2 separate regions of the Homo sapiens genome follow, and region 2 is linked to region 1. Evidence: read pairs that join two places in POLR2A ChIA-PET (ENCODE). Cell type or tissue: PC-9. All regions are shown on one strand. Links, peaks and the distances in the headings refer to the core of each region. The heading gives the core; the rest is flanking DNA.

Region 1 (7,053 bases), core at 1,056-6,055:
AATCTACAAATTTTATTCTTGTTAATTGACAGTTTGCATCTCTTAGAAAATTGGTCCATTTAATCTCATTTTAATGTCTGTAAGTACTGTGGTATTGTTTCCCTCTCATTCATGATATTTATAATTAATGTCTTATTTCTTTTTTTTCTTCTTGGTAAGTCTGAATAGAGTTTGTTGTGATTTTTTTTTCACAAAAGAATTAGCTTTTGGTTTCACTGAGATTTTCTCTATTGGTTTTCTGCTCTCAATTATATTGACTTCTGCTCTTTATTATTTTACTACTTTTGCTTGGCTTGGGTTAAGTTTGCTCTTCTCTTTCTATTTCCCTAAAGTTAAAGATTCAGTTGTTGAGTTGAGATCTTTTGTTTTTTTCTAATATGAACATCCAATTTCAAAGTACTGCTTAAGTTGCATTCTACAAATTTTGATATATTGTGTTTTCATTTTCATTCAAGATATTTTCTAATGTATCTAGTAATTTTTTTGACGCATGGTTTATTTAGAAATGTGTTATTTAATTTTTAAATATTTGGATATTTTTTCTAGGCCTTTCTGTTATTGTCTTTTAGTTTATTTCCTTGTGATCTGTGAACATGTTTTGTGTAACTTAAATTCATCTAAATTTGTTGAGGTTTGTTTTATGTGCTAGAAATATGGTATATCTTGGTTAATGCTCTGCACATTTCAAAAATATGTGTATTCTGCTATTATTAGGTGAAGTGTTCTATAGTTGTCAATTAGGTTAATTTGGCTAACAGTATTGTACAAGTTCTCTCTATTCTTACTGATTTTCTGTCTTCTTTTTCAGTAAATTATTAGAGGGATACTGAAACTTTGAGCATAATTGTAGGTTTGTCTATTTCTCCTTTCACTTGTATGGTTTTTGTTTTAATGTATTTTGAAGCCATACTGTTAAGTGCACATACATTAGGATTGTTATATCATCTTAACCCCATATTCAATTCCTTCCTTATTACATAATATGATTCTTTAACTCTGAAAATATTCTTGTTCTGAATTTTAGATAATATTAATTTAACTTTCTTTTATTAGTTTACAAAGTATTTTTCCAGCCTTTTGTTTTTAGTCTATCAATGTCTATATAATTGAAGTAGCTTGCTTTTAGACAGATACGTCTTTCATTTTATCCAATTTGACCATCTGTATTTTAATTTGTGTGTTTACACTATTTACATTTGATGTGATTATTGATATAGTTGGATTGAAATTCACAATCAGCTTTTGTTACTTTTCCATCTGCTATATTTTTCTCTTCCTGCCTTTCTTTGAATTAAATGTTTTTCACAATTCCATCTCATTTACACTATTTGTTTATTATTTATACTCTTGATTTTAATGTTAGTATTACCCTTTGATTTGCAATATACACCTTTAATTAACTAGAGTTTACCTTCAAATACTATTATATCACTGTCTGAGTAGTTTCAGGACCTTACAATTGTTACTCTCAATTTACTTACCATCTTTTCGTGTTCTTGTTGTCATTCATTTTACTTATATATATTCTATAAATACACAGCACATTGATACTAATTTTGCTTTAGAATGTTATCTTTTAGAGCAATTAAAAATAATGAGAAAGCTAATTCATTTCTGCTTTTTCAGCACTTTATTTTTTTGTATAAATCCACCTTTGTGTCTGATACCGTATTCCTTCTGCTTGAAGAGCTCCCTTCAATATTTCTTCAATTCTGTCCTGAAACAGTTTTTAATTCTCCTTCATTTGAAAACTATTTTTACCAAGTAGAGAATTGGTTGGCCTTTTTCCTTTTATCACTTTTAAGATGTCACTTCATTGTTTTCTCACTTGCATAGTTTCTGACAAGAAGTCTGCTGTCAATGTCTTTCTTGCTTTCAATGCAGTATGAATTTTTGTTTTCTGACTGATCTCAAACTTTTATCCTTTGTCTCTTTTCTAACAGCTTGAAGCTATGTTTATTAGGGTTTTTAGTTTTAGTTTTCTGGTTTTAGTTTTAGTGTTTGTATATATCCTGTTTGTCAGTCCCTTAATTTCTTGGCTCTTCTATCTTCAGTTGGTTGTTTATTCTTTAGAAGATAGCCAATATCTCTTCAATTTTTATTTTGTTTTGGTGGTTTGTTGCCTTCATTCTTTTATATTTTCTCTTTGGAGTTCTAACTACATACAGGCTTAATATTTTTCTATAATTCTTTGATGCTCTGTTCTCTTACTTTTCACTCTTTCTATAAATTTCTATTGACCTATCTTTAAGTTTACTAATTCTTTCCCCAGTTGAGTCTGCTTATGAGCCTATTCAAAGTATTCTTCTTCTCTGTTACTATGATTTTCATTTCTAGCATTTTCATTTTATTTTCATAAGACAGAATGAGAAATATTCTCATATGACAGTCTCTATATCTTTGAGATCATGCAAATTTTCTTCCTTTTTCACTAGAGCCTTAAACATTAATCATAGTTATTTTAAATTCCCTATCTGATCAATCCAACATCTGTCTTATTTCTGAGTCTATTTCTGTTTGTTGCTTTGTCTCTTGACAGTGTGTTGTTATTTTTACTTCTTGGTATGCCAGGTAAGTTTTTGTTAAAAGCCAGACATATTATATAGGATAATAAAGATAGGCTAATATATTTCACACCTGTAAATGAACATGCCTTTTCTTTTGTTAGGCCTTTAGTGTGGGGTGTTTGTGTCAATCTTGTCAGAAGTTGGCCTTGATTTGAATTTTTTGTTGTTGTTGTTGCTGTGATTCCCCTTAGTGCACCACAGATTTCAAATATCTCTAATGTTACTTTGTCTTTGTGGTGAGGAGTGGTTTTCCAAAAGGACTTTCTCAGTATTTGCTCCACCCTCAGATTTAGATCTTCTTTTTGTGCCTGTACCACAGAGACAACTTCTTTTTTTGTCTGTCTCCCAAATTTTGCACTGTTGGTGGGAATGTAAATTAGTTTTGTGGTTGAACTTGATTGCTGTTACTTTTTACTTGATGCTTTTGAGGCAGAGGGACATTTTCTGCTGTTACCTTCAGTTTTAGAGAGGCAGTGTGGCTGTGAGTCTCCGAAGCAGGCTGTTTCAGTGATCCTGCCTCTCCCCGGGACTAAAATCACTTCTTATTCTTTTCCCCTACCTATGATGAGTTATCACTGGTGCCCTAAGAGCCACAAGACTCACTGTTATTTTCCTGGGGCTGAAGACCTTTATTCCAAAGGGACAATCCGGGAGAAGTATATGGGCAGGGCATTAAGCCTTTCCCAGAGCTGCTGCTGTTCCGCTCCTGAAGCCTGCACCACAACAGATACTTTATCAGTACTCTTTTTTGCTTTTTATTTTATTCTATTTTACTTTAAGTTCCAGGATACATGTGCAGAACATGCAGGTTTGTTACACAGGTATATGTGTGCCCTGGCGGTTTGCTGCACCTATCAACCCGTTGTCTAGTTTTAAGCCCCACATACATTAGCTATTTGTCCTGATGGTCTCCCTCCCTTTGCCCCCATCCCCCAACAGGCTCAGATGTATGTTGTGCTTCTCCCTGTGTCCATGTGATCTCATTGTTAAAACTCCCACTTATAAGTGAGAACATGCAGTGTTTGGTTTTCTGTTCCTGTGTTAGTTTGCTGAGGATGATGGCTTCCAGCTTCATCCATGTCACTGCAAAGGACATGACCTCATTCCTTTTTATGGCTGCATAGTATTCCATGGTGTACATGTACCACATTTTCTTTATCCAGTCTATTATTGATGGACATTTGGGTTGGTTCCATGTCTTTGCTATTGAAAAATAGTGCTGCAGTAAACATACAGGTACATGTGTCTTTATAGTAGAATGATTTATATTCCTTTGGATATATATCCAGTAATGAGATTATTGGATCAAATGGTATTTCTGGTTCTAGATCCTTGAGGAATCACCACACTGTCTTCCACAATGGCTGAACTAATTTACATTCCCAACAACAGTGTAAAAATGTTCCTATTTCTCCACAGCCTGGCCAGCATATATTGTTTCTTGACTTTTTAATAATCGCCATTCTGACTGTCATGAGATGGCATCTCATTGTGATTTTGATTTGCATTTATCTAATGATCAGTGTCATTGAGCTTTTTTTCATGTTTGTTGACTACATAAATGTCTTCTTTTGAGAAGTGTCTGTTCATATCCTTTGCCCACTTTTTGATAAAGTTGTTTGGTTTTTTCTTATAAATTTGTTAAGTTCCTCTAGATTCTGGATGTTAGACGTTTGTCAGATGGATAGATTGCAAAAATTTTCTCCCTTTCTGTAGGTTGCCTGTTCACTCTGATGATAGTTTATTTTGCTGTGGAGAAGCTCTTTAGTTTAATTAGATCTCATTTGTCAATGTTAGCTTTTGTTGCAGTTGCTTTTGGCATTTTCCTCATGAAATCTTTGCCCATGCCTATGTCCTGAATGGTATTGTGTAAGTTTTCTTCTAGGGCTTTTATGGTTTTGGGTTTTATATTTAAGTATTTAATCCATCTTGAATTAATTTTTGTGTAAGATGTGAGGAAGGGGTCCAGTTTCAGTTTTCTGCATATGGCTAGCCAGTTTTCCCAGCACCATTTATTAAATAAGGAACCCTTTCCCCATTGCTTGTTTTTGTCAGGTTTGTTGAAGATCAGATGGTTGTAGATGTGTGGTGTAAATTCTGAGGTCTCTGCTCTGTTCCATTGGTCTATCAGTACTCTTATTCTGCCTCAGGTCTTTCGTGTGAGCATCTGCTGAGATCTGAGGAAAAGAGTATAAATTAAATTCCGCTTCTATCTGCACTGCCCAAAGATTCTGTGTTTTAATACTACCCTACAACTAGTCTCTTGCAACTGGTTAATAACTGTAGTTTTTTTTTTCTGTTACCAATAGTATGGCATTCAGAGGCCTTAAGGCAGTAAGGCATCTGCCTTAGTGTTCTGCAAGTGTTCACATCCTGTCTCTCCTCAGAGGCATCTATCTTTCCTTAGATTTCAGGTTACAGTAGTTTCCCCAACTCCCACTTATCAGTAGTTTTGCCTTCTGCAGTCTCAGTTACCCATGGTCAACCACAGTCCAAAAATAGGTGACTACATTACAATAGTCATGTAGAGACTATTGTCTCTCTACAAAGAGAGAGAAAGAGAGAGAGAGAGAGAGGGAGACCACATACATGTAACTTTTATTACAGGATATTGCTATAATTGTTCTACGTTATTATTAGTTATTGCTATTAATCTTTTTTGTGTCTAATTTATAAATTATACTTTATCATAAGTATGTATGTATAGGAAAAAACAGTATGTATAGGGGTTAGGTTGTATCCACAGTTTCAGTATCTACTGGTGGTCTTGGAAGGTATCTTCCACGGATAAAAGGACACTACGGTAGTTGGTTGTTCTGCAGCCTCAGTTCTCTATGGATTCAAAACCAGTTTTAGATTTGCACACTGTCTGGCTTGTTTTAAATTATTGTATGGGTGGGAGTGGTGCTCCTTTCATTTTCTCCATCTTGTACAGAAGCCATAATTATTTTCAATTCTATATAATTTTTGATTGAATGAAAAATACCATAATTTTTTTGTTCTATTAGTAGACATTTGAATTATTTATGGTTAGGTTCATGACAACAAGGAATGCTTCTATGAGCACATGTCTTTTGGTGTACATATATAAAATATTTCTCAAGGGTATAGATGTAGGAATGGAATTCATTAATTGTAGGAGAATACATACGACACACACACATGTATGAGTTATAGGGTATATATATATGTGCATATAATGATTTCAGTAAATTATTGATATAAAAATTTTCAATGAAGTATAACTCATAGAAAAGTGTACCTATCTTAAGTGGCCATAGGATATCATTTAGACTGTAACATAAGAGAACTATAGATATTCACATCCCCAAGCATTAACTGAGAACCTGTTATACAGTGGGCATTTAGGAAATGAAAAGTGAAGGAAAAGTTACTGACCTTAGGGGTCTTGAAAGCGAGAAAATGATTAAGTGCTGTATACACACACACACACACACACACACACACACACACGCACACACGCTCAAAGAGTAGGGAGAGAAAAATTATGATTGGGGAAATCAATAAAAGCATATTGGAGAAGACATCATTTGATATTAACCTTTAAGTATAGCAGTGTAGATAGTGCGTAAGAATTGGATTATAGAACTTAGTCATTATGTTAGGAAAGAAACCTATGGCCTTGTTTTATAGCAATTACTGGGGATATCCAGGTCTTTTGCACTGGAAGAAATAATCTTAGAACCATTTATTAAGGACAGACCCTTACAGATCATGGGGTCCAAAACTGTCTTGGGGTCGAAAACTTTCTCATCTTATAGATGAGGAAACTGAGGCTTAGGGAAGGGAAGGGACTTGCCTGGGGTAAATTTTTGCTAGTAAATGTACTTAATGAGATCTCTCAGTTACACTGAAACGTTTGAGTATTGGAACATTGTGCTTTTGTTGTTTTCTTTTTCTTTAAATCCTTAAAAAAGTTGTGGATACATAGTAGATGTATATATTTATGGGGTACATAAGATGTTTTGATATAGACATGCAATGCATAATAATCACATCACGGAGAATGGGGTATCCATCTCCCTTCAAGCATTTGTCCTTTGTGTTGCAGATCATTAGAATATTGTCTTCATCATTCTTTTATTCCCCACCAAAGTTTTTGTAAGGTAGTAAGAGGATCTTTGTGGAAAGAATTCTTATTCCCTTACGTTCCTCCTGGTCTGTTCCTAGGTCAAGGTTGAGTACGTTTATAGATATTCTATAAATATATTTTATTTTCAACATTAAGTGTAGTTCATATAGTTGATGATCTAAGCAATAAGAAATAAAGTAAAATCTGGATAATTTTGGTTACTCTGCTTTTCCTCTGTGTGTTTCAACTACAAAATTCCTCACTACAATGCTCCCCAATTCCTTTTATTGGTGCTTGCAGTGCCAGTGGGCAAACTGAATTCTTCATGCAACCAAAGAATTCCAAAAACGTATTTCTTGCAGCTAGCATAAATCTCCAGTTCCACAATGGTAG
Region 2 (7,053 bases), core at 1,162-6,161, 580 kb before region 1:
CCAAACCTCATGGTACTCACACAGTGGAGAAGAGGTGGCCCCGCAAAGGAATATCTGGGTGCTGTTAGGAGAGGGAGAGAGGACTGGAAGCTCCGTGGGCAACCACAGGCCTTCTGCAGACCTCTTTAGCCCCCCTGTCAGAGACCCTCTAGAGAGCCGGGCTTTAGTTCCTGCCTCACCTTCTGAAAAGGCATCAGCCAGCTGCACTGTCTACACGAGGATGCTGAGAGGACCAGGAATGATGGCCAACCAAGAAGTGTTACGGGAATGAGACCATGGATTCTGCTGCAAGATTCTGGGACACACGTGCTCATGGCCATCAAGAACATAGAACCTGGGCAGGACAGGGACAGCATTGCTTGTTCATGTGTGTGTCTCCAGAGTCTGCTGGGGTCTCTGGCATGGGATAGGTGCTGCATGAATTTTCATGGATAGAATAAATCTGAAGGAAGTGAGGGTCCCTTTCCCAAAGGGTGTTCTATCGGGCATTGGCTGACTCTCTGTTAGGGAGTATAGGAATTGTAGCACAGATGAAGCCAGACTACGTGATTTAATGAGAATGAAACAAATGACTGGACAAGCTGGGCATCGTGGCTCACATCTGTAATCCCTGTGCTTTGGGAGGCCATGGCAGGAAGATCGATTGAGGCCAGGATTTTGAGACCAGCCTGGGCAATGTGGCAAGACCCTGTCTCTACAACTAAACAAACAAAATCCCAAATGACTGGACAGAAAGAGGCTTTTGACTTAAGAAGTTTGTGAGGGCATAAAAAGGCAGTGAGTATGGTGGGATGCCCTAACAGAAGTCCTGACAAGTATGAGATGTGCAACCCTAGAAAAACAACATCCCTTCACCCTTATTTTTTTGATCTGAGAATTAGGAACAATAATCATTGCCCTGCCTACCTCTCATGTTTGCTTAGAGCAAGTGCATTGTTAAATGCCAACCTGTTTTGTAAACTATAAAGTGTGGTTCCTGTATGATACATTATTACAGTTGTCTTCTTCCTTAAAGACTCATCTTGAATATAAAGAAAAAGACAATGTAAGTTCAGTGCACAGCATCGGGAACATTAGACATGCTCAGCGTATGCCCTTCCTGCCAACATTGTACCTCTTCCTCCTCCGGGTTGGATGGGCACTAACTCGTCCTCAGTCCTGCAGCTAGATCTGCAACTTTGCTTAATGATGCAGGTTAAAATTGAAATAGAATTATGTATTATTATTTTTCACATTCATTTTTGCCTGAGACAGGAGGTGGAGGGTGGTAAATTAAGAAACCCGGGAAGCTCAGTGCTTGAGAGAACCCATAGAAGCTACAGTCTAGCCCATTTGGCTTCTTACTTTGTTAGATTAGATAATCATACCTGCTGCTCCAGGCGTGACTAGCCCAGTGGGAGTCAGGAAGGAAATTATTTCCCTCTGTTGATACCGGTTTACAATTGCCGACTGTCGCCAAGGGCTTTCAGTTTTAATATTTCCTCTTTGGTCCTCAGAAGTATCAGGTATTAGTCTCTGCCGGAAGCAAAGCATTGGTCACTTCCGTCAGAGGTGAATGTCTTGGCTGTCTATAATTCCTCAGTCAGGTGCTTTCTGGGCATGTGTGAGCATTTGCTCAGCTAGCTTTTATTGCTTGTATGTTATTTGCTTCAAAAATTACAAGAGGATTTGTCGGGTCTGAGCAGTGACCTATCCAGTCCCCTGAAACTCTATGGTTCTTCGTGTAACCCAGGGATGTCTTGTAGGAGGTATGTTTGCTGTCCACGAAAGTAAAAAGTAGTGATATCTCTTTCTCTCTTTTGCTTCCTTCCTCCTAATTCCACATTCTCCTATTTCTTGGCTTCTGGCACAGTGGAGATACCTCTACTCTACATTAGGCATGGCCTTAGGGGATCCGAATTCTCAGGTCTTCCTCAATGAGTTGCTGTGTGGTAGACAGCATCTGAAGTTTGAATGGGTAGAGAGACCTTTGTAGATTGTGGCCAAATATTTACACCTGGTTCATAGAGTATGTGTTTGCTGCCCTGATCTCAGTGTTGGTCTGGGTGTTAGTGAACCTCATGATCTTTAGGAAACTATGTGAATTAGGCTTAGTCCCTGACCCTGAGAAGCTTATAGTTAGGGAAAAAGACAAACATATAAAGGAGAAATACACATTAGAAACATATTCTTTTTTTTTTTTGAGATGGAGTCTCATTCCGTTGCCAGGCCAGAGTGCGGTGGTGCGATCTTGGCTCACTGCAACCTCCGCCTCCAGGATTCAAGAGATTCTCTTGCCTCAGCTGCCCGAGTAGCTGGGACTACAGGTGCGTGCCGCCACGCCCAGCTAATTTTTGTATTTTTAGTAGAGACGGGGTTTCACCACATTGGCCAGAATGGTCTTGATCTCCTGACCTCATGATCCATCCACCTTGGCCCTCCAAAGTGCTGGGATTACAAGAAACATATTATTTATGGTACACATTTATTAATCACCAGATATGTTTCAGGCCTTACGCTGAGTGCTTGGGAAATTGAGATAAATTATAGTCTCAGATCTCATGGGGCGTGGATGAAGAGTTGGGAGAAAGAAAAAAATAGGCCAGGCGTAGTGGCTTATGCCTGTAATCCCAGCACTTTGGGAGGCTGAGGCAGGCAGATCACCTGAGGTCGGGAGTTCAAGACCAGACTGACCAAAATGGAGAAGCCTCATCTCTACTAGAAATACAAAATTAGCCGGGCATGCCTCTAATCCCAGCTACTCGGGAGGCTGAGGCAGGAGAATTGCTTGAACCCAGGAGGCGGAGGTTGCGGTGAGCCGAGATCGCACCATTGCACTCCAGCCTGGGCAACAACAGCAAAACTCTGTCTCAAAAAAAAAAAAAAAGAAAAAAAGCATTGATTAATATTATCTCACAGTTTCTGAAATTTGGGAGCAGCTTGGATGGGTGCCACAAGATCTCTCACCACATCGCAGTCCAGGTGTTGCTGGACCTGCAGTCTCACCGGAAGGCTGAACTCCGGGGAAGATCTACTTGCTACCAAGCACATCGCATGATGGTTGGCAGGATTTGTTTCCCCACAGATTATTGGACTGAGGACTTCAGTTTCTTGCCGTGTAGGGCTCTCTATAGGGCAGCTCACATGGCAGCTGCCTTCCCTCAAAATGAGTGAGCAAGAGAGAGTCCCTGAGAGGCAAATCACAGTCTTTTTATAAGTTAATCCTGGAGGTGACACACTGTTCCCTCTGCCTCATTCTCTTTACGAGAAGCGAGTCACTAGGTCCAGGCCACACTGAAGGGGAGGGGTGAATATGAGCACAAGGTTATTAATACCAGGAGGTGGAGTTACACGGAACCATCTTAGGGGCTGCTTACCACAGATTCCCCAGGTTTACATGGATGTGCTAAGGTGGAAGTGGACGTTGCCTGAAGCAGTTGAATAAACCCAGCACACCTCTGTGGATCAATTTTACTTGAAGACATTTTTGGGGGAAAACTCCATTTAAAACTCTTAAGAGAAGCACTGGTACATAATAGCACAGGATGTAAAGTTGGCATGGCTTTTAAGAAGAAAAACACAAGTTTTCAATTCATGCCGTGTTCCCTTACCTCTGTATTTTTGCCCTCCTCAGCGGTAGAGCTTTTTTGGTAGAAATGTCGAAAGGTTCTTGCTTGAGCCCCTTGCTGTATGCGTGAGACACCGAGACTTGGAAAGGGCACATACTCTTCCAGGGCCACAGAGCCAGCGGTAGTCAAGGGAGGAACCATCTGCAGCTCCTCTCTGTGCCCCGCCTTCCACCGCTCCACACAGTCTCTGCTGCATAATGAGTCTGTGCAACTTTTAGGATGTTTTCTCTTCTTTTCTCAAACTCTCTCCTGTCCCAGAAACAGATTAGGAAAAATAGGTCAAAAATTGGAATCTTGAGCTTTGATTTTGTCCCTTTAGTTAAATTTCAGGGGTCTGCGTCTCCTGGTGGGCCATGTTGTGTCCTGAAAAGTTGCATAAATCAATATTACACGGCTCAGACAGTGTATCTCTGCAGTTATGAATAACATTTGTTTTAGGAACAGAGAGCTGATATACAACGTTACTTTGAGACTGACAAGACCAGACATAAAACCTCAGCCAATACCCTCTGTCTGGCAGGGAGTTTCTTTTCCAGAGCATCCTTCTCTTCCCCCGACCAAAGCAGTCCTTTTCAAAATCAAGCTCCGCAGTTTATTTTATAGAAGATGACAGGTTCCCTTAGAGTCCACATTCACATAACTAGAAAAATTAATGGAAATTGGAGCCTTAAAATTATGGTCAAGCTTATTAGTGACTTTACAGCCAAAATGAGGAACGCACAGCTTTGGTCACTGAGAATGTGGCTGGCCAGAACGTGAATTCTACTACCTGCTCCATAGTCCCTTTCAACTCTCAGCAATTTTTTTTAATACTCATCTTATTCTTTTTTTTTTGAGATGGAGTCTCACTGTTGCCCAGGATGGAGTGCAATGGTACAGCTCACTGCAGCCTCTGCCTCCAAGGTTCAAGCGATTCTCCTGCCTTAGCCTCCCAAGTGGCTGGGATTACAGATGCATGCCATCACACCCGGCTATTTTTTTTTTTTTTTTTTTTTTTGTATTTTTAGTAGAGGAGGTTTCACCATGTTGGTTAGGCTGGTCTTGAACTCTTGACCTCAAGTGATCCACCCTCCTTGGCCTCCAAAAGTGCTGGGATTACAGGTGTGAGCTGCCATGCCTGGCTAACTCTGCTTGTTATTAAAGTGTTTCTTACCAATTATTTCATTTTTATTAAAAGTACATAGTAGGAAATAGAGTTTTAGTTGGACAAGGACAACATGGTAAAGAGGAATTTGGAGTAGGAAGACTGTCACGTTAGTCACTGAATCCTACCTAGTTCACTTAGTTTTTTTTAGCCTGTTTTCACTTCTGCAAGCCATGGAGTGAAGAGTGCCTACTTCAGAGTCTTTGGTGCTCTCAAAGCAGCGTAATGTCTATAAAGTACCTATTGAGTGTGGTACTTCTTATGTAGTTGGCACACATTAAATGTTAAGTTTCTGATCACCTTAAGAGTCCATAACTCTTTGCTGGAGATCACCCTTAGTTCTTTTCTTTGTTAGGCCATTATCTCATGTCCTGTTTACACTGTCCCCTTGGATTGGCCTAGACCTGCAGCGTTTGTGTATTGGTCACCCCAGATTTCATGTTTCCTGAATAATTAATAGCCTCAACATTTCTAATTTTGCATAATGACTCCCAAGGCCTAACTACAAACATCATAATGTGCTCATGTTTTCTGATACCTGGAAATATAGTGGCTCTAGGAACAAAACCTTTATCCACTGTGTTTCATGGGGAAGGCTTATTGGGCATCACTACTGGAAAGTAAGTGTTGATTTTAATGGCAAGACTAGTCCAGGGGTGAATTCTACTCAGGTGCCATTAGCAACCTCTTCATCTGTAAATGGAAGTGTCTCTGGGACCTGCTCAGCTCTGACCTGCTTTGGGTCCTTTTTGGACTTCTTCAGGATGAGATCACCTCACCGTGGTTCAATGCCAACTGGTTTGAGTTATATCAGTTATTAAAAATGATCTAATGTTTTCCTTTTAAATCTGAGGCCCTGGCTCATTCTATGATTAAGCCAGTGATTTATTTATAATATAGTGTGAGATGGCTGCAGCCACTCTATGATGTAATCTAAGAATGACATGAAAACAAAATAGGTTTTTACATAATGAAAGTATTCCTGTAATACAGTTTATAGCAAGGCTTTTTCCCCCCATTGAGAATGGAGATATATTCTTTACTTTTCCTTCTACTCCTGTTTAAATCTTCTTTTACCATTTATTACACTTAAGGCCTTTAAGTCAATTTTTAAAAATCAGCATTTACAACTCCACAAAGTCTCTGGTTACTCTTTTAATCTTGTCATTTTCTTCGCTCCCAATCCCCACTGCCACCCTCCATGGCCTCTGTGTGTAGCCGCTGCTCACCCCCTGCTCAGCACTCCAGAGTCCTCACCATTCCTCTGCTTATGCTGTTTCTTCTGCTGGAATGCTCACCCCAATCCTAACTTTTCTTCTGCTAAAGGCATACTTCACTGGTTCCCACAAATAGCATCCTTCTGTAGCCTGCTCAAATGCACATCTTCCTTTAAGCCTCCTGTGTTGCTCCTTCCCCTTGTTAGAAACCCGTTATCTGTACTCTTATGGAACTTAGTGTAATAGCAAACCCCCACCCCTGCTCCAAGGGCTATTCACAGACTGTCAGAGTTAGGGAGGAGAAATGACTTAGAGGAATGGGGTAAGGGGTTTTGATAGTTCCCGGTCTGCTCCTAATAGTGAGACCCGGGCAGTCAGTCATGGCTCATCTTTGTGGTTCAGTTTTTCTCAGCTGAGGAATGAGTGGTTTGGATTTTATTTCACATGGCCAAATGATGTGTTGGTAGTGGTTCCTTGAGGTGCTGTGCTGAGAAGGACTCTGAGGCTGCATCCTGACTCAGCTAATGATCACTTAGGAATATCGCCATGGGAGTGGAGAGTGAAAGCATATGAGAGGTATCTGAGCTGCTTTTGGACTAGGTGATTTAAATGTCTCTTTTTGTTCTACCTTCTGGATGCTTTGATTTACTGACTTGTGAAGTGTCTTGCCCAAGATCACGTAGCCCATTAAGTTTTAGAAGCTGATTCTCTGACACAGAGATGGTTAAAAGCTACACATTTGACTCTCACATTCATACACGTAGGCTGGCTGTGGGAGATGAAAAGCTAGAATAAGAAGTTCTAGAAGATCCATGACTTATTGAAAACACAAGACTACTCAAACTCTGTATGTCTTTGAGGTTGAGTGAGGTCACTTTTCACCTCTTTGTCTTCTTTGCTTCCTAGGAGTTATGATGTCCCCACTATTCAAATTTATGTCAAAGATGGCAGTTCAAGGTCAAGGTCAGAAAGGCAGGTGATCCTGCCAGGGTCTTAATTGGATCAGCCTTACCCCATGAATCCATTAGATCTCCTGTTCCCCTTCTTCCAACTCCAGACAAAATGCTTAGCTCTCTGCAAAAAG

Evidence for each region. Peaks named below come from ENCODE experiments on the same cell type or tissue, not always from the same donor. Only the 100,000 strongest peaks of a DNase experiment are listed, where the experiment ranks them.
Region 2: POLR2A ChIA-PET joins it to region 1 with 9 read pairs; 2 of 35 experiments call an interaction of 5 or more read pairs at or near these places.

What each region holds. Positions count from the first base shown.
Region 1 is chr3:188,805,345-188,812,397 of GRCh38, forward strand. The region is part of intron 9 of LPP (LIM domain containing preferred translocation partner in lipoma); the gene reads left to right. Among named protein-coding and RNA genes, the nearest start is that of MIR28, 120 kb to the left of the region's middle. In PC-9, for the core only: no CTCF peak of the experiment used is centred there; no DNase peak of the experiment used is centred there.
Region 2 is chr3:188,227,923-188,234,975 of GRCh38, forward strand. All of the region lies in intron 2 of LPP (LIM domain containing preferred translocation partner in lipoma), which reads left to right. Among named protein-coding and RNA genes, the nearest start is that of FLJ42393, 53 kb to the left of the region's middle. In PC-9, for the core only: no CTCF peak of the experiment used is centred there; a DNase peak (open chromatin) is centred at 3,259.